2 separate regions of the Homo sapiens genome follow, and region 1 is linked to region 2. The links are chromatin loops, found by intact Hi-C in ENCODE. Cell type or tissue: tibial artery. All regions are shown on one strand. Links, peaks and the distances in the headings refer to the core of each region. The heading gives the core; the rest is flanking DNA.

What was found. Hi-C counts contacts between places; a loop is a spot of excess contacts. Peaks named below come from ENCODE experiments on the same cell type or tissue, not always from the same donor. Only the 100,000 strongest peaks of a DNase experiment are listed, where the experiment ranks them.
Region 1: it touches region 2 in a loop (2.5-fold over the local background); 5 of 110 quality-filtered maps call a loop at or near these places.

Annotation. Positions count from the first base shown.
Region 1 is chr2:55,319,894-55,328,538 of GRCh38, forward strand. It overlaps CCDC88A (coiled-coil domain containing 88A), which reads right to left. Exons shown (of 33, transcript NM_001365480.1): 17 at 8,401-8,542; 18 at 2,635-2,799. The region is part of intron 2 of LOC124907768 (a long non-coding RNA gene); the gene reads left to right. Among named protein-coding and RNA genes, the nearest start is that of MTIF2, 55 kb to the left of the region's middle. In tibial artery, for the core only: no CTCF peak of the experiment used is centred there; no DNase peak of the experiment used is centred there.
Region 2 is chr2:55,428,728-55,437,372 of GRCh38, forward strand. It overlaps the pseudogene BTF3P5. Among named protein-coding and RNA genes, the nearest start is that of CCDC88A, 13 kb to the left of the region's middle. In tibial artery, for the core only: a CTCF peak has its summit at 3,486 (motif pointing left); no DNase peak of the experiment used is centred there; H3K27ac peaks cover 531 bases.

The DNA of each region.
Region 1 (8,645 bases), core at 476-8,475, 110 kb before region 2:
AGTATGCATAAAAAGTTAACAACTGAATCACAATAGATCACTCTTATCATATCTATATGTAAATATAACATTAATTTTATTGGCTTTATGTTATATACACTGCATGTCACTGTGTAAAAGGCAGGTCAGGATTTGACCCACATATTATACCATAAAATTGAAGCTGAGGAAACAAATGCTTTAAGATGCGTTATGATTTTATACTTCTCTTTTGTTCATTTGTTCAAATAGAAAGGATGAAAAAATGTGTACTAGAAAAAATAAAAAGGAATACTGATAGTACTGATGTATTTATATACCATCTCAGCACAAAGAGGTGAACCATTTTTCACATATATATGTGAAATACTATTGTAGTTTAGCACTTTAGAAACTAAATTGTACAAGCTCTACCGATTATTCCAGGTGTCTTTGGGAATAAAAAAAATTCCTATAGTCTATAATGAATAGAAGAGATAGCTGAGAGGGTATCTTAGAGCAGGAAAAAATTTACAAGGGCAAAGAAATAAGTTAGCAAATATAATACTGGCAAACACACAAAAATTACCAGCCTATTATATGGCTAACCGTCTTTATAACCCCATTATCTAAAATATGATATGAAGTAATTTTTTTCCAATGAGAATTTATAAAGGAAGTCTACAAGAAAAAAAGATTCACCTTACAGAACTTTATATGCCAGCTCAATTTTCTAAAATGTAATTATGAATCCAAGCAATATAGGTATATATATCACTGATTAAAAATAGGCATTTATAAATGGCCAATAAATATATGAAAGATGTGTAATACCTAACTCATAATTTTAAATGTGCACATGAAAATATTTTCTCCTATTGCTTTAAGAAAAATTAAAGCACTAGGTACTATCCAATGTTAATATGGAAAGATAGGTATACTCTCTTAGTGGGACTGAAAATTGATGTGATTTTTAGGTTGGGTGTGGTGACTCACACCTGCAATCCCAGCACTTCAGGAGGCTGAAGAGAGCAGATCACTTGCGGCCAGGAGTTCGAGACCAGTCTGGGCAACATAGTGAGACCCCATCTCTACAAAAAATACAAAAATTCGCTGGGTGTGGTGGTGTGCACCTGTGCTCCCAGCTAGTTGGGAGGCTGAGGCAAGAGGATCACTTGAGCCTGGGAGGATGAGGCTTCAGTGAGCTATGATCTCGCCACTGCATTCCAGCCTGGGAGATGAGTGAGACCCTGTCTCAGAGAAGAAAAAAAAAAAAAAAAAGATAATAGATGGGATTTTTAAAGACTAGTAGAAAAAATCAATTAAATACACACACACACACGTATATATCCTTTGGCCTTGCAATTTCACTGTCAGGAATTTAGCATTCTATGAACATGTTTAAAAATAACCTAAATGGGTGGGGCGCGGTGGCTCATGCCTGTAATCCCAGCACTTTGGGATGCCAAGGTGGGCGGATCATGAGGTCAGGAGATTGAGACCATCCTGACAAGCATGGTGAAAACTGTCTCTACTAAAAATACAAAAAATTAGCCAGGCGTGGTGGCAGGCGCCTGTAGTCCCAGCTACTCGGGAGGCTGAGGCAGGAGAATGGGGTGAACCTGGGAGGCAGAGCTGGCAGTGAGCCGAGATCACGCCACTGCATTCAATTCCTGGGCGACAAAGTGAGACTCCGTCTCAAAAAAAAACCAAAAAAACCTAAATGTCCAGAAATGTGAGATTTATTTAAGTAAATTATGGTAACATTCACACTATGGAATAATAGGTAGTCATTAAAATGAAATACATATACATCTGCTAAAATTGAGACATCTCCAATATAATATTAACTGAAAATGCAAATAGGAATTTTGTATAGCATGATCCCACAGGTATAAATTTGTTAAAGAAATATACTTCTACATACAGATAAATGACAAGAAAATTTTCTAGGAAGATAAACTGTTTATAGTGATTCTTTTTGAATGAGAAAGTAGAAATCATGGTGTGGGGATTAATTTTTGGTTTTATTGCTTAGTTTTTAATTAAAGGTACTATTTTTGTGTTAAATTAAAAAAAAAAAAACCACCACCACAACTATTTTACTTGTTATTGTGTAAGTTCCTTAAGTTTATTCATCTTTTGAAGGGTAAGTATTTGTTGTTCAGTTTGTTTGCTTGTTGTTTACTGTCAAGTATATATTGAACTAATTTAGCAAATATTTGTTAAGTGTCTACTACCTACCAGGCACTATTCTAGATAGTAAAGGCACGGTGGTAATAAAAAGAAAGACGAATTACCTGCTTTCATAAATGAATACAAAATTTAATTTCACTGTGAAAAGTGCTATGAAAAAACTAAAGCAGTGGAACAATAGTGAATAGTTTAAGTCAGGAATAACAACTTTACTGGGGGAAGAAGTCAGAGAAGACCTTCTGCAGGACATATGATATGCTACCCAAATGCTGAGGGAAGCCAGTCATATGTTCCAGGCAGGAGAAGCAAAAAGAAAGTCCCCTTAGGTAGGAACAAATAGAAAAAGGACTATATGACTAGAATTTTCTTATTAAGTGCCATCAATTGTTTAAATATTAGAAAATGTATCTAAGATAAATATATCCAGTGATCCTCTATTTCTAAAAAAAACTATTTCTACTAAAATTTAAAAATACTTACATTTCTTTCTACTTCAATTAATCTGTCTTTAACTTTCAGAAGTTCTCTAGTCGTTTCTTGACTTTCTCGCTCCCATTTGTTGTCTTCACCAGATATTGGAGGAGAGCTCTGTACCATCCTTTCCTCATCTTGTCTCTGTTTGAGAGCTTCATAATTTTTTTTCACCTAAAATTTTATTTAAAATATTTTAATGGGGAGAAAAAAATCACCACAGTTACATTTCTCTCAATTAATTTGACTCTGGGCTGATCTGGTGAATACGAAAGGCAATTTACTTTTAAATGTGATGAATAATATGTATGATTTATGCTTTTTAAAATGTAAATCCTTTCCTCCTAGAAATATAAAACATACTCTACTTATGTGCCAGAGTAATAGTCATGTCAAATCCTATCGTTTGTCGTGCAAATGCCCCTGGATTAACAGTGGATATAGATATGTTGCTAATGACTAACAATTCTTTTTACAGCTATCTATAACCAGGTTAGAAATTTCACAGAGATGCCTACGTAAAGCACAAAGATTTGACACTTTATTAATTTTAAGGATATATCGTATTCAGGATTTTTTAGTTCTGAGTTGGCTCTCTTAAAGTAGATTACAATCACACTAGAAAATCCTGGATAAGATATATCCTTGGATTGCTATTAACTTGCTCATCATACATGACCAAATTTGCCAGATTTAACTTAATAACTCTTTCTCTTCAACTTAAATTTAATATTACTATTCTTATCTTGAATTATTAAACTATCTTGAAGCACTAGTTTACCCTAGGAGATTCTTATAATAAATTTTAAGTTAACCCCAACCTTTGTATTAAGGCAGGGATAGAAATGTTTTATAGTTCAACATCTAATGTACAACTTAAGAAAGCCTATGACTCAACAATTAATATTGCTACCAATGAGTTAGAAAATAATGAGGTGAGACTAAAAAGATGCCAAGATAGAATGTAATGTCAAGTTTCTCAAGAAATCTAAGGGGTACCCTATGATCCTAGTTTCCGGGTTTTGTTTGTTTTGTTTTTACTTTTAACACACTAATAACAATAGATGAGTGGCATCATTTCTAGTCTCTATTTTACATGAATTTCCCATGAGGTCCTTATTCTAGGCTTAGAAAGGCTATAAATATATGCAGTTATTAAGAAAGGGGAGCTGAGAATAAAACTCGAATCCTTTCATTTTATATATTTTTTTGAGACATAGTCTCACTCTGTCACCCAGGCTGGAGTGCAGTGATGCGATCTTGGCACCCTGCAACCTCCGCCACCCAGGTTCAAACCATTCTCCTGCCTCAGTCTCCCGAGTAGCTGGGATTACAGGTGTGTGCCACCATGCCTGGCTAAGTTTTGTATTTTTAGTAGAGACGAGGTTTCACCATGTTGCCCATGCTGGTCTCGAACTCCTGACCTCAAGCTATCCACCCACCTTGGCCTCCCAAAGTGCTGGGATTACAGGCGTTGAGCCACTGCGCCCAGCCGAAGGCTTCTCATTTTAAACCCATTGTTCTTTCAAGTAAGTATTAAAAATGATTACTTTATGTATCATTAATCAAAATCTTTATATTCAGAGTCTAAAGATAAATCACTGTAACAAAGTAATTTAGAGCTAATTAAAAAATTGTCAAAGTTTAATTAAAATTTAAAATATTGTAAATTATGTTATGAATTCAAATTTTCAAGTTCCCAAAGATAATGTCATCTTTAAAAACAGAGTTATAATTTGCATGAAGTTGCTAATGTACAGATTTTAAGTGTAATTCGGTAGTTTTGAGAATGGCAAACACCTATATAACCCATATATCAACATGACAGAACACTTCCATCACTCTAGAAAGATCACTGCACTAAGCAACCACTGTTTTCATTTCTTTCACAAAAATTCTGCTTATACTAAAATTTCACACAAATATGATCACAGTATATATAATCTGTGTGTATGTGTGTGTGTTTCTGAGTATATTTCTAAGCTTTAACCATGTGTTGAGTGCATCAGTAATTTTTTTCTTTTGGTCATTATATCCAGTTTTTATGATGATGAATGAAGTTGTTATAAAAATTCATTTATCTATGTTTTCATTTTCCTTGAGTAAAGAGAAGTAGCATTATCACCTTCTTTTTCTTTTTTTTTTGAGATGGAGTCTCGCTCTGTCGCCCAGGCTGGAGTGCAGTGGTGCAATTTCAGTTCACCACAACCTCCACCTCCTGGGTTCAAGTGATTCTCGTGGCTCAGTCTCCTGAGTAGCTGGGACTACAGGTGTGCGCCACCACGCCCAGCTAATTTTTGTATTTTTAGTAGAGACAGCATTTCACCATGTTGGCCAGGCTCGTCTTGAACTCCTGGCCTCAAGTGATACACCTGCCTCAGCCTCCCAAAGTGCTGGGATTACAGGCAAGAGCTACCATGCCTGGCCATGGGCCAGGACTTTTTGAGATACTGCCATACTGCCTGCTAAATTAGTTATAACACCTTATATTTGCATCAGTATGCATGACAGTTCCAGTTGCTCCCAATTTGCACCAATATTTGATCAATATTTCCATATAAATTTTAGAATCATCTCGTTAATCTGCCTGTTGGGATTTTAATTGGGATTATGTTGAATCAAGAGATCAATCTGGGGAAATCTGCCATTTTAACAATATTGAGTCTTCTAATTCATGAACATGGTTCTTATCTCCATTTACTGAGGTATTTCCTTTGGTGTTTCTAGTACAGAGTTCTTGCACACATTTCCTTAAATTCATCCATAAGTATTTCATAGTATTATAAATGGTGTTTTTTAATTTCATTTTTCAATCTTTCATTGCTAATGTAGAGAAATAAAATAGGTTTTTATATATTGACTTTTATCCTGTGACATTGATTAGTTCACCTTAGCTGTAGAGATTTTTCTGTGAATTCCTCAGGGTTTTCTGTAAATATAGTCATGTCACAGGTGAAGAAAGACATTTTTACTTCTTCCTTTCAAATCTGTATGCCTTTCATTTCTTCTTATCTTAGTATACTGGTTAGGATCACCAGTACAGCATTTAATAGAAACAGTGAGAGCAAAATCTTTGTATTCTTCCTGATTAAAGGGGGAAAGTGATTAGTCTATAGGCTGTTTATAGAAGCCCTTTATCTGGTAGATGAAGTTCTTTCTACTTATTCTCCAATTATTGAGAGATGAGTATTGAACTCTCTTACTGTAATTGTGGATTTTTCTCCATGTAGTTCTACAGATATTTGCTTCATGTATTTTGCAGCTCTGTTACTAGGTGTATCTCTGTTATTAGGTGCATAAACATTTAACCTTGTTATCTTTGTGCTGGAATGACCCCTTTATAATTATGCAATGAACTACTTAGCTCTGATGCTATTTACTGCACTAAAATTTACTTTGTCTAACATTAATATAGCCAATCTAGCAATTTTTTGATGAGTGCTGGAATGATATATCATTTTCCATCAAGATTTCTGATAGGTAGCATATAGATGGGTCTTATCTTTTTGTCTAATTTATTAATCTCTGTCTTTTAACTGGGGTGTTTAGACCTTTTATATCTAATATAGTTATTGCCATACTTTGGTTTAAAACTGCCATCTTACTATTTGTTTTCTATTTGTCCAATCTGTACTTTCTTCCCTGTTTCTTCTTTTTTTTTTTGCCTTTTGGATTTTTTTAAGAGACAGGATCTCCCTATGTTGCCCAGGCTGGTCTCAAACCCCTGCGCTCAAGCGAACTTGCCGACCTCAGCCTTCCAAAGTGCTGGGATTACAGAGATAAGCCACTGTGCCTAGCCTGGATTTATTTTTTTATGAGTCCATTTTATCTCCCTTTTTTGGTCATATTACCTATACCTCTTTGTCATACTAATTTAGTGGTTACTTTAACCCTTATACTATTCGTATTTAACTTTCACAGTCTACCTTAAAGTGAATACCTCTTCACATATAGTATTAAAAGTTTATAACAATATAAATTCAGTTGAATACATAGCAGGAAGCTAGTCCATAACAGTTATGTCCAAATAGCTGAAAGTGGAAGTCAATGATGGCTTTTTTTGAGACAGGGTCTCACTCTGTCACCCAGACTGGAGTGCAGTGGCAGGATGTCAGCTCACTGCAACCTCTACCTCCTGGATTCAAGCGATTCTCCTGCCTCAGCCTCCTGGGTAGCTGGCTGGGATTACAGGTGCCCGCCACCACGCCTGGCTGGCTAATTTTTGTATTTTTAGTAGAGACAGGGTTTCACCATGTCAGCAAGGCTGGTCTTGAACTCCCAACCTAAAAAGATCTGCCTGCCTCGGCCTCCCAAAGTGCTGGGATTACAGGCGTGAGCCACCGCACCCAGCCTAATGATGGCATTTTAAATATCTACTTGAAACACACGTATGCAACTCACACCCAAACCCACTAATTTTCTGGTTGAGTAGCTTCATGAAATTGATTTTATTTGCAACTCAGTGATACTGCTAATGGGGTAAAAAATTCAGGACAACAAGCAGGTTAATGTGTTTTTTTTGTTTTGTTTTGTTTTGTTCTTAATAATCCCTTTAGTTAACCAGACACAGTTCTAAAATTTATTCTCTGGCTCTGAGAATGTCTGGATGAAAAATAAGTAAAACTTATTCTGTAACAATGTATGTTCGATGGCAATGTCTGTGACAAATAGCAGCAATAATGGTGTCAGCAAATAGTGGAAAAAAACTGGAACATTCTATGTTACTAGATAATATTGCTTATTGAAAAAAATGACTATTTAGGAGAACTTTAAAGACCAATAGACAGCCCTATCTCTGAACTTCTCTGAGTACAGCAACTCTCATAATTGATTGGTATGTGCACTGTGGGAATCGTAAATCCATACCTTTGGAGTTGCTGCAAGAGGTAATGACTGCTATGAGTATACGGATTCAAAGCCAGGAAAGCTCCCGCACACACCCAGTGTGAATCTCATCTTATACCAAAACCATCTGGTGGGAAGATGATTCTCAGACAACTACGTGAAGAGGATGGACTGACACTGCCCTGCTATCTATTTGTATTTCTTATAGTGTTCTGAGTACAGCGATTCTAAATGTAGCCTACAGTAATCTTATCAGTCTAAGTGTTTAGTTAACCTTGAGACCACTCCTGGTGGCACTGCAGAGATGATAAAAGGGTGAATAAACCAGAACATGACTCTACCAATCTACCATCTACTAGCCCTGTGGAATGGGAAAGTCCCTTATATTTTGATTTACTTCCTTAGGGAAAATAAACAGTTGCCTCTGCCTTGCTTACTTACTTCACTGAATACTTTCAAATATCACAAGGAAAACAGATCTAGAAAAGACATCAAATTTATGAGATCAGGTGCTGTCTTATATAACACACATATGATTTTCCTCTAACTTGGTATACTCACACTCATATTTTGCTTAGCAGAATTTCCCCTGGATCCTCGATAGGAAAGAGTGACAGAGTGAAATGTCAGTATCACAATGAGAGCTTTTCCCAATAAAATAAGCCTGCCTCTTCCTCATTCCACCCACACACTTCTGATATATCCCTAACAGCAGGCAGGAATATTACACACATGAAATAGCACTGAATAAGCTATACCATATTCATATGACAGAGATCTGTTTAAGAATATTCTCAAGTTTATGAAAAAGGAAGAAATAGACTAAATATCAATAAAATGTTTATATTTTTATTTTCTACTTTATATTTTTCTGTCCAAATATTTATATAATAAATGATCCTTAAAATTCTTTCCAAGAAAATCACTTACTGTTTTAAGTTCTTGGCGCAATTGCTGGTTATAATTCGTGGATTCTTCTAATCGAGCTTCTAAAGCAGCAATTTTTTCTTCTTTTATTTCAAGAGACTTCTTAAGAGTGGATTCTAATTTTGATTCCAAAAGTTTATACCTACTATCCAAGTACAAAGTAATGTAGTTCATTATTGGAGGTCAGAAAATTATTTTTAAAGATAATTTATGACCACAAATATTCATGCCATAAATGGGTCTTATAA
Region 2 (8,645 bases), core at 244-8,243:
ATGTTACCATTGATAACTTTTCTTCTGTATATAAAATTTTTGTTTGTTTGTTTCTAGTCTTCTTGAGTTCTAGCAGGAAGCAGAGGGCACACTTAAAGTGTTTAACTTTAGGCTGCTTCAGACAAAAAAAAAGCATTTAAGTGAAAAGAAAGTAATGAAGGAATGATTTAGAGAGGCATGAGAAGGTAAGTGAATGAACATGGGGGCAGGGAACCACCCAAGGATGAACGATAGCAAGGAGCACTTCTCACCCCTAGGCCTGAAGGGGCAAGAGGAGGAAACTGTGCTGCCAGAACCCTGAAAGACCTGGAGCCTTGGAAGAGGAGTCTTTAAATAGGAACTGTGTCCATACAGTGTGGAGCCACTGCCATAATCATGATGCAGAAGAAAGGCAAATAAATATCCCAATCTCTCCATCCTCCTCACTTATATTTCAGGCCAGTGCTTCCCTTCTGGCTGAACCCCCTGGAAGTAAAGAATAAGAAGCCCCATATGATGGTGTCCATAGAGGTCAACCTTCAGGGCACAGAAGACAGTGGGACCAGAAGCCCCAGTAGAAGACTGTGTAGCACAGAGCTGCATGTGAAAGGTGTGGAGAACACCTAGAACCATTTCTGTAGATTTTCTGAAAGTCATATAAGAAGGCAATTATTTTCAATTTAACAGAAGCTTAAGCTTTTGGTAAAATGTCATGAAGAGACAGAGGCAGCTGATAAGAATGTTAAACTGCCATAAAATTTATGGCGTATAGGTCAACATCTATGATCGATTGCTGCAAGGTATTAATTTTTTTTTTTTACAGTGTCTTGCTCTATCACCCAGGTTGGAGTGTAGTGGCATGATCACAGCTCACTGCAGCCTTGATCTCCCAGGCTTAAGCCACCCTCCTACCTCAGCCTCCTGAGTAGCTGGTACTATAGGTGTGTGTCACCATTCCTGGCTAATTTTTTTTTTTTTTAAGAGATGGGGTTTCACTACATTACTCAGGCTGGTCTTCAACACATAGGGTCTAGGGTCAAGTGATCCTCCTGCCCTTGCCTCCCAAAGTGCTGGGATTACAGGTGTGAGCCACTGTGCCTGGCCAACAATTTTATTTTAACCGACAAATATATAGTATCAGTGTCCTGCAGTGTCTTGCAGATAGTATGTGCTCTGTATTAGTGGAATATATAAATTTGTTGAATTAATTAATTTTCAATCATTATGAAATTAACATAGTAGGCCGGGCAGAGTGACTCACACCTATAATCCTAGCACGTTGGGAGGGGAAGGCGGGAGGATCGCTTGAGCCCGAGAACTTGAGACCAGCTTGGGAAACTTGGTGAAACCCCTGCTCTACAAAAAGTACAAAAATTAGCCAGGCATGATGGCATGCACCTGTAGTCCCAGCAACTGGGGACACTGGGGTGGGATGATCACCTGAGTCCAGGAGGTCGAGGCTGCAGTGAGCTGTGATCACACCACTGCACTCCAGCCTGAGCCACAGAGTGAGACCCTGTCTCAAAAAAACAACAACAACAAAAAACAAAACAAAACAAAACAAAAAAAACAAAGGGCCAAAAAGTCTCCTAACAAATCCTTTTTTCTAATCATCAGCTAGATTGCTTATCTTTTGCAATACATTCATCATGTGAGGATTTCGACTCTGAATTAGGAAGAAACTATCTGTGTCATGTATCACAAACTCCTACACACTTTTTATGGAAATTTACTAGTAGACAGACCTCCAAGCTCTGGACTGGATTTATTTCGATCCCAAAAGGCAGCCTACTCTTAGTTTTAGATCTTAACCTCCTCCTTCTGTTTAGTTTAAGACATGGCAGTAGTATATCAATTTTATTATGGTAGCTACAAACAGTTTTGATTTAGTTACAATTTTGAATTACTCAGCTGTCTCAGTCTTTTTTATTTTCACCTTTATTTACTATAACCCTATCTAACTCATGACCGAATTTTTTTTTTTAACAAGGGTCATAAGGACAATGGCCATATTTTTCCTGCAGTGCAATGTGAAAGCATTTTTCTCTTACTCAATTAGCAAGAGCATATCAAATTACATAGAATTGGCAAAACTCAACATGATTTTGTGAAGAGCAAATCCTGCTGAACTAATTTCTTTTTTTTTTTTTAAACCAACTGCAAAACCTGGCAGATGGTATAGCAATGATCACCTCTGCAAAACATCAGCTGTGTCTACTTACTGGTATATACATCATGTGTTTTTAAATGTATTGCAGTGTACAAGTCTGAGGTAGAATCATGAAAGGAATACCTTCTTCTTCCGTCACTGTGTGAACGCTAATCTCAGCAAACAGACATAAATGAGACTGGAATTGGTTATTGAGTATGCCAAGTACACACAGACTGTAGATCATCCCTTGTCTCCAGAGAAGCAGGAAAGTAGAATTCCACCTGGCTTAGAAATAGGTGACCTCGTGCAACCAGGATTTCTCTAAATTGTAAGTAACATAATATCCCTGTACTTCTGCACCAAAGAACCTCCATCTTAACTATACTACAAAAAAAATCTGGCTGCTAAGAGGCAATAGGGAAATTAAAATTCTCCAAAAACATCTATATATTTCAAAAATAATCTTTTGGTAACATCTGATGCTTCCTGATCTTGTGAGAAGCACCATCTACAAGCCTTAGCTGCAATGTCTGTCTAAAATTTTACACAAGGTGTTTTGTCCAATATGAGAACTCTCTATTTAGTTCCTTTTCTTTGTTCATTCAACAAACACACATTATGAGTATTTACTGCATACTAGGCATTGGAGACATGAAGATGAATAAGACATTTCCTTTTGACACATGAACCCTCAGAGACCTTGTAGTCTGCTAAGGAATACAAACTAATTATTCTAAAACAATTCAATCTGTAGTATATGCTATTTGTGGGAGAAACAAGGTTCAATAATGGAAAGTCAAGAAAGTCTCCACAGAAAGATGACTTTTGAGCCAGGCCTTGAGTGATAAGTAAGTGTTTAATGGGGAGTGGAAGTACAGGGAATTTCAGGTGGAAGAACCACCAAAGCAAAGCATCATCAAGGTATAGAAGAGTATATTGTGTCTGAGGAGCCATGAGTAGCTTGACGTGGCTAAAGAAGTTTCCAAATGTGGACAATGGTGAGAAATGAAAGTTAAAGTCATATTAAGAAGAAACCCAAATATCACACTAAAGAACTTGGCCTTTTATCCTATTGGTCGTAGAGTACAACTGAGCTTTAAAAAAAAAAATCAAGGGAATGATATCAGATTTCTCCTTTAGAAGAAATTTCTAGCAGCACTATAGTAGGGGGATTGGAAAGAGGTGAGACTGTAGGCAGAGAAACCAGACAGGAGCTCCTCCTACTAATGTTTTATAGTTTCAACTTCTACTGCTTTTGTTTGTCACAAGTTTAATACTGTCTTTTTTGAACTTTGCTGAGACAGGAGGTTTGAACACTGCCATCAAGTCAGCAACTTGTTCATGTTGCCCTCTATTGGTAGAAAGGAAAAGAAATTACTATCAAGGGCATTATTTCACATTTCATTTGTTGATGGTATTTCGATTTTCCTGAAATAATGTTTGTTATGTTTTGTAACATAAAAAACATATGCTGGCATTATATTACAATTACAGGAATACCTCTGAAATTACACTTCGAGTAGTAAGGGGATAGTGTAGACAGCAACAACCACAGGAGTTCAAAGAGAGAAATGAATATGGTCTAGCCTGGAGACCTCTCTCTAAATTTCACTTACCTCTAATAATATGAATAATCATGTCTTGATTTATCTGCTTAGAATACACATGCAGATATATTTTAAGCAAACAAATTAAGACATCATGATTTTAAGTATAGCCACACCTTGGAGTAGTTTGGTTCTAGACCACTGCAATAAAGCGAATATTGCAATAAAGCAGGAGATACAAATTTTTTGGTTTCCCAGTGCATAAGAAGTTATGTTTATACTATACTGTAGTCTATTAAGTGTGCAGTAGCATTATGTATAAAAAAATATATATACCTGCATTAAAAAATACTCTATTGCTAAAAAATGCTAATGATCATCTGAGCCTTCAATGACCCAAAATTATTTTGCTGGTGGAGGGTCTTATCTTAATGTTGCTGGCTCCTAATCAATCAGAATGGTAGTTATTGAAGGTTAGGGTGGCTGTGGCAATTTCTTCAAATAAGACAGTAATGAAGTGTGCTACATTGATTGGCTCTTCCTTTCACAAAAGAGTTCTTTGTAGCATGAGCTGCTGCTTGATAGCATTGTACCCACAGTAGAACTTCTTTAAAAATTGAGGTCGATCCTCTCAAACCCTGCCATTGCTTTATTCACTAATTTTATGGAATATCCTAAGTTCTTGTCGTCATTTCAACAATGTTCATGGTATCTTCACTTGAGAGTATATTCCATCTCAAGAAACCACTTTCTTTGCTCATCTATCAGAAGTAACTACTCATTCGTTCAAGTTTTATCATGAGATTGCAGCAGTTCAACTACTTCTTCAGGTTCCACTTCTAGTTCTCTTACCATTTCCACCACAGTTACCTCCTCCCCTGAAGTCTTGAACCCCTCAAAGTCAACCATAAGGGTTGGAATAAACTTCTTCCAAACTTCTGTTAATATTAATATTTTGACCTCCTATGAATCGTGGATATTCGAAAAGACATCTAGAATGGTGAACTCTTTCCAGAAGGTATTCAAGGTATTTTTTCCAGAACCATCACAGAAATCACTATCATTGGCAGCTATAGCATATTTCTTAATGTCATATCATGAAATGTATATTTGGGCTTTTTCCCCATTTCCTGGCACACAACTCCTAAAATCCTTGGAATCTCCAAAGTGCTGTCTCTTTGTACGGCTAATATTGAGTAATAGCTTCAGGTTGGGAGTGGTCACTGGAAAGACCAAAGCATGATTAGAGGATAGGGACTTTCAACCCCATCCCCCAACCTCCGGTGAGGGGATAAGGGGACAAAGGTTAATTGAACACCAATGGCCAATGGTTTAATTAATCATGCCTATGTAACGAAACCTCTCTGAAACCCAAAAGAGCAGGATTTGGAGTGCTTCCAGATAGCTGAATATGTGGAGGTTCCTACAGTATGGTGCACTCAGAGAAGACATGGAACCTCCGTGCTCCTTCACCTATACCTCACTGTATACTTCTCTTCATGTGTATCCTTTATAATGTCCTTTATAATAAACCAGTAAATGTATTAATAAATGTTTCCCTGAGTTCGGTGAGCCACTCCAGCAAATCAATTGAACCCAAAGAAGTGGTTGTGGGGACTCCAACTTGAAGACAGTCAGAAGTTCACCAGGCCCAGACTTGTGACTTGTGTCTGAAGCTTGGGGATTAGCCTTGAGGACTGAGCCCTCAACCTGTGGGATCTGATCTGTCTCCAGGTAGTATCAGATTGGTGTTCACTGCTTGTTGGTGGGCAAAAATCCCCACACATTTAGCCACAGAAGCCTTCTGTGTTGATTGTTGTGGTGTGAGAGCAGAGGGAAACAACACTTTGAGACTTTTTCTCCAAACAAATAACAAGATGAAAGTTGAATTATTCCTTGATCTGTGGGCCGCAGAATGGATGTTGTGTTAGCAGGCAGGAAAACATTAATCTCCTTGTATACCTCCAGCAGGGCTCTTAGATGACCAGGTACATTGTCAGTGAGCAATGTTATTTTTATTTATTTACTTATTTATTTTAGATGGAATCTTGCTCTGTTGCCCAAGCTGGAGTGCAATGGTGCAATCTCAGCTCACTGCAACCTCTGCCTCCCTGGTTCAAGCGATTCTCCTGCCTCAGCCTCTCGAGTAGCTGGGATTACAGGCACACGCCACTACGCCATGCTAATTTTTGTATTTTTAGTAGAGATGGGGTTTCACCATGTTGGTCAGGTTGGTCTCGAACTCCTGGCCTCATGATCCACCCGCCTCAGCCTCCCAAAGTGCTGGGATTACAGGCGTGAGCCACTGCACTGGGCCCTAGCAATGTTATTTTGAAAGGAATCTTTTTTTTCCTGAGCAGCAGGTCTCAACAGTGGGCTTATAATATTCGGTAAACCATGCTGTAAACAGATGTGCTGTCAGGTGGACTTTGGTGCTCCTTTAATAGAGCACAGGCAGAGTAGATTTAGTATAATTCTTTCTTTTTTTTAACTAGGCAAAGAACTTTATTAACCTTTGTTTCAAACTTGATTCCCAAGTTTCTTTGGTTTAATTAGCTGCAAAGAATGAACTGTGTATAAGCAAAAACTGAAAAGAGCTGCAGTGTCCAAGGGGCTTGGGCTTAAAAATATTAGAGATCTAGATTTTATCAGATCCATAAACAAAAATTTCTTAAAAAGCAGTCATAATATAAAATAGCAGCTCCCAGTAACTTTAAGTTTTATCTTCAGAAGTTGACTCAATTCAGTTTGCCCCATTCTTGGAAGCCTCTTCAAATTTCTCCACAAGATCTGGAACTTCATCATCATCATCCTCGCCAGTAGCAAGTGGTGCTTTTCCATCCACAGATTGTTGGGCAGAGCTTCATCCAGTCTCCTTAAATTAGTCAGACTGCCTGTACCAAGCTGGTTTAAGATGCTGGGTAGCATTTCTGCCAGCTGCTTTATCTGAGCATGGCCTGTAACGGTGAAAGTGTTCGCTGCCAGAGATGCCTGAACTTTAGGGTTGTTAAAGTGGTTACTGTTCCTTGGTTTGTAAACATATTCACCTCTTCAATACCAGAGATATTGTTTACCCCTAACTTCTTTAAGGAGAATTGAAGTTTTTTATCATCTGCTGCGGCTGCTCTATGAACCACCTTCTTTCTGCAAGCAGTTCTTTCCCACCAATGCGCACTTGTGCCTGCAGTTTGCGAGTTTTTCCTGGTTCATGATTGCTTCTTTCATCTTGTCGGAGTGGATAAGGGGCCACCCGGGGGACTAGGGTTGGTGCTCAGGGGGTCTTGGGTGGACCAGCTGAGATTGGGTGTACACACCAATTTAGCGTAATTCTTAAGGGCCTTATAATTTTTGGAATGCTAAATGAGCATCGGCTTCAAGTTAAAGTCACCATCTGCATTAGCCCCCACCAAGAAAGTCAGTCTGTTCTTTGAAGCTAGGCATTGACTTCTCTCTAGCTTTGAAAGTCCTAGATGGCATCTTCCTCTGATAGAGGGCTATTTTGTATACATTAAAAATCTGTTATTTAGTGTAGCCACCTTGATCAATAATCTTAGCTAGGTCTTCTGGATAATTTGCTGCAGCTTCTGTATTAACACTTGCTGTTCACCTTGCACTTTCATGTTATGGAGACAGCTTCTTCATGAAATTTCATGAACCAACCTCCACTACCTTCCAACTTTTCTTTTGCAGCATGCTTACCTGTCTCAGCTTCACAGAACTGAAGAGAGTTAGGGCCTTGCTAACTTTCTTGCCTTAAGTTAAGGGAATGTTGTGGCTGGTTTGATCTATCCAGACCGCTAAAACTTTCTCCATATTGGCAACAGCCTTTCTCACTTTCTCACATTCTCACTTTCTTATTTGCGTGTTAATTTCTTTCAAGAACATTTCTTAGACTTAGTGCAGTGGCTCATGCCTGTAATCCCAGCACTTTAAGAGGCCAAGGTGGGCACATTGCTTGAGCCCATGAGCTTTTGACCACCCTGAGCAACATGCGGAGACCCAGTCTCTATAAAAAATTTAAAAATTAGCCAGGCATGGTGGCTTACGTCTGTGGTCCTAACTACTTGGGGTAGGCCAAAGTAGGAAGATGGCTTGAGCTCCGGAGGTCAAGGCTACAGTGAGCCATCATCATGCTACTGCATTCCAGCCTAGGTGACGGAGAATACCCTGTCTCAAAAAAAAAAAAAAAAAAAAAAAAAAGAACTTTTCCTTTTCATTCACAACTTGACTGTTTGGCATAAGAGGCTAGCTTTTGGCCTATCTTGGCTTTTAACATGCCTTGAGAAGATGACAACTAACATTAATCTTAGTTGTAAAATTAATCATTCCTGGCTTTTGATTTAAAGTGAGAGACATCCAACTCTTTCTTTCATTTGAATACTCAGAGGCTGTTGTAGGGTTATTAAGTAGATTAATTTTAATATTGTTGTCTCACATGAAGGCCAGAGGAGAGAGACAGAGACGGGATAATAGCTAGTTGGTGGGACAGTCAGAACACACACAACCTTTATTGAGTAAGTTTACCATGTTATATGGATGTGGTTTATGGTGCCCCAAAACAATTAAAATAGTAACATCAGAAATCAGTGATCAAAGCCAGCCATTGTGACATATGCCTATAGTCCCACCTACTCATGAGGCTGAGGCAGAAGGATCACTTGAGGCCAAGAGTTTGAAGCCTTGGCCTCCCAAAGTGCTGCAATTACAGACACAAGTCACCATACCAAGCCTGAAGAGTCTATTACGTATTAAATAACTTAAATGTATTATTATAAACCTTCCCACAAATAAAACCTCAGTCCCACATGGTTTCACTGGTACGTTCTTCCAAACATTTAAGGAAGAAATAACACTAAGCTTACATATATTTTGGAGAAAGAATAATAGTACCCCAAAGATGTACACCTCCTAATCCCTGAAAACTGAATATGTTACTTTTCAAGGGGAAAAAGGCTTTGCAGATGTGA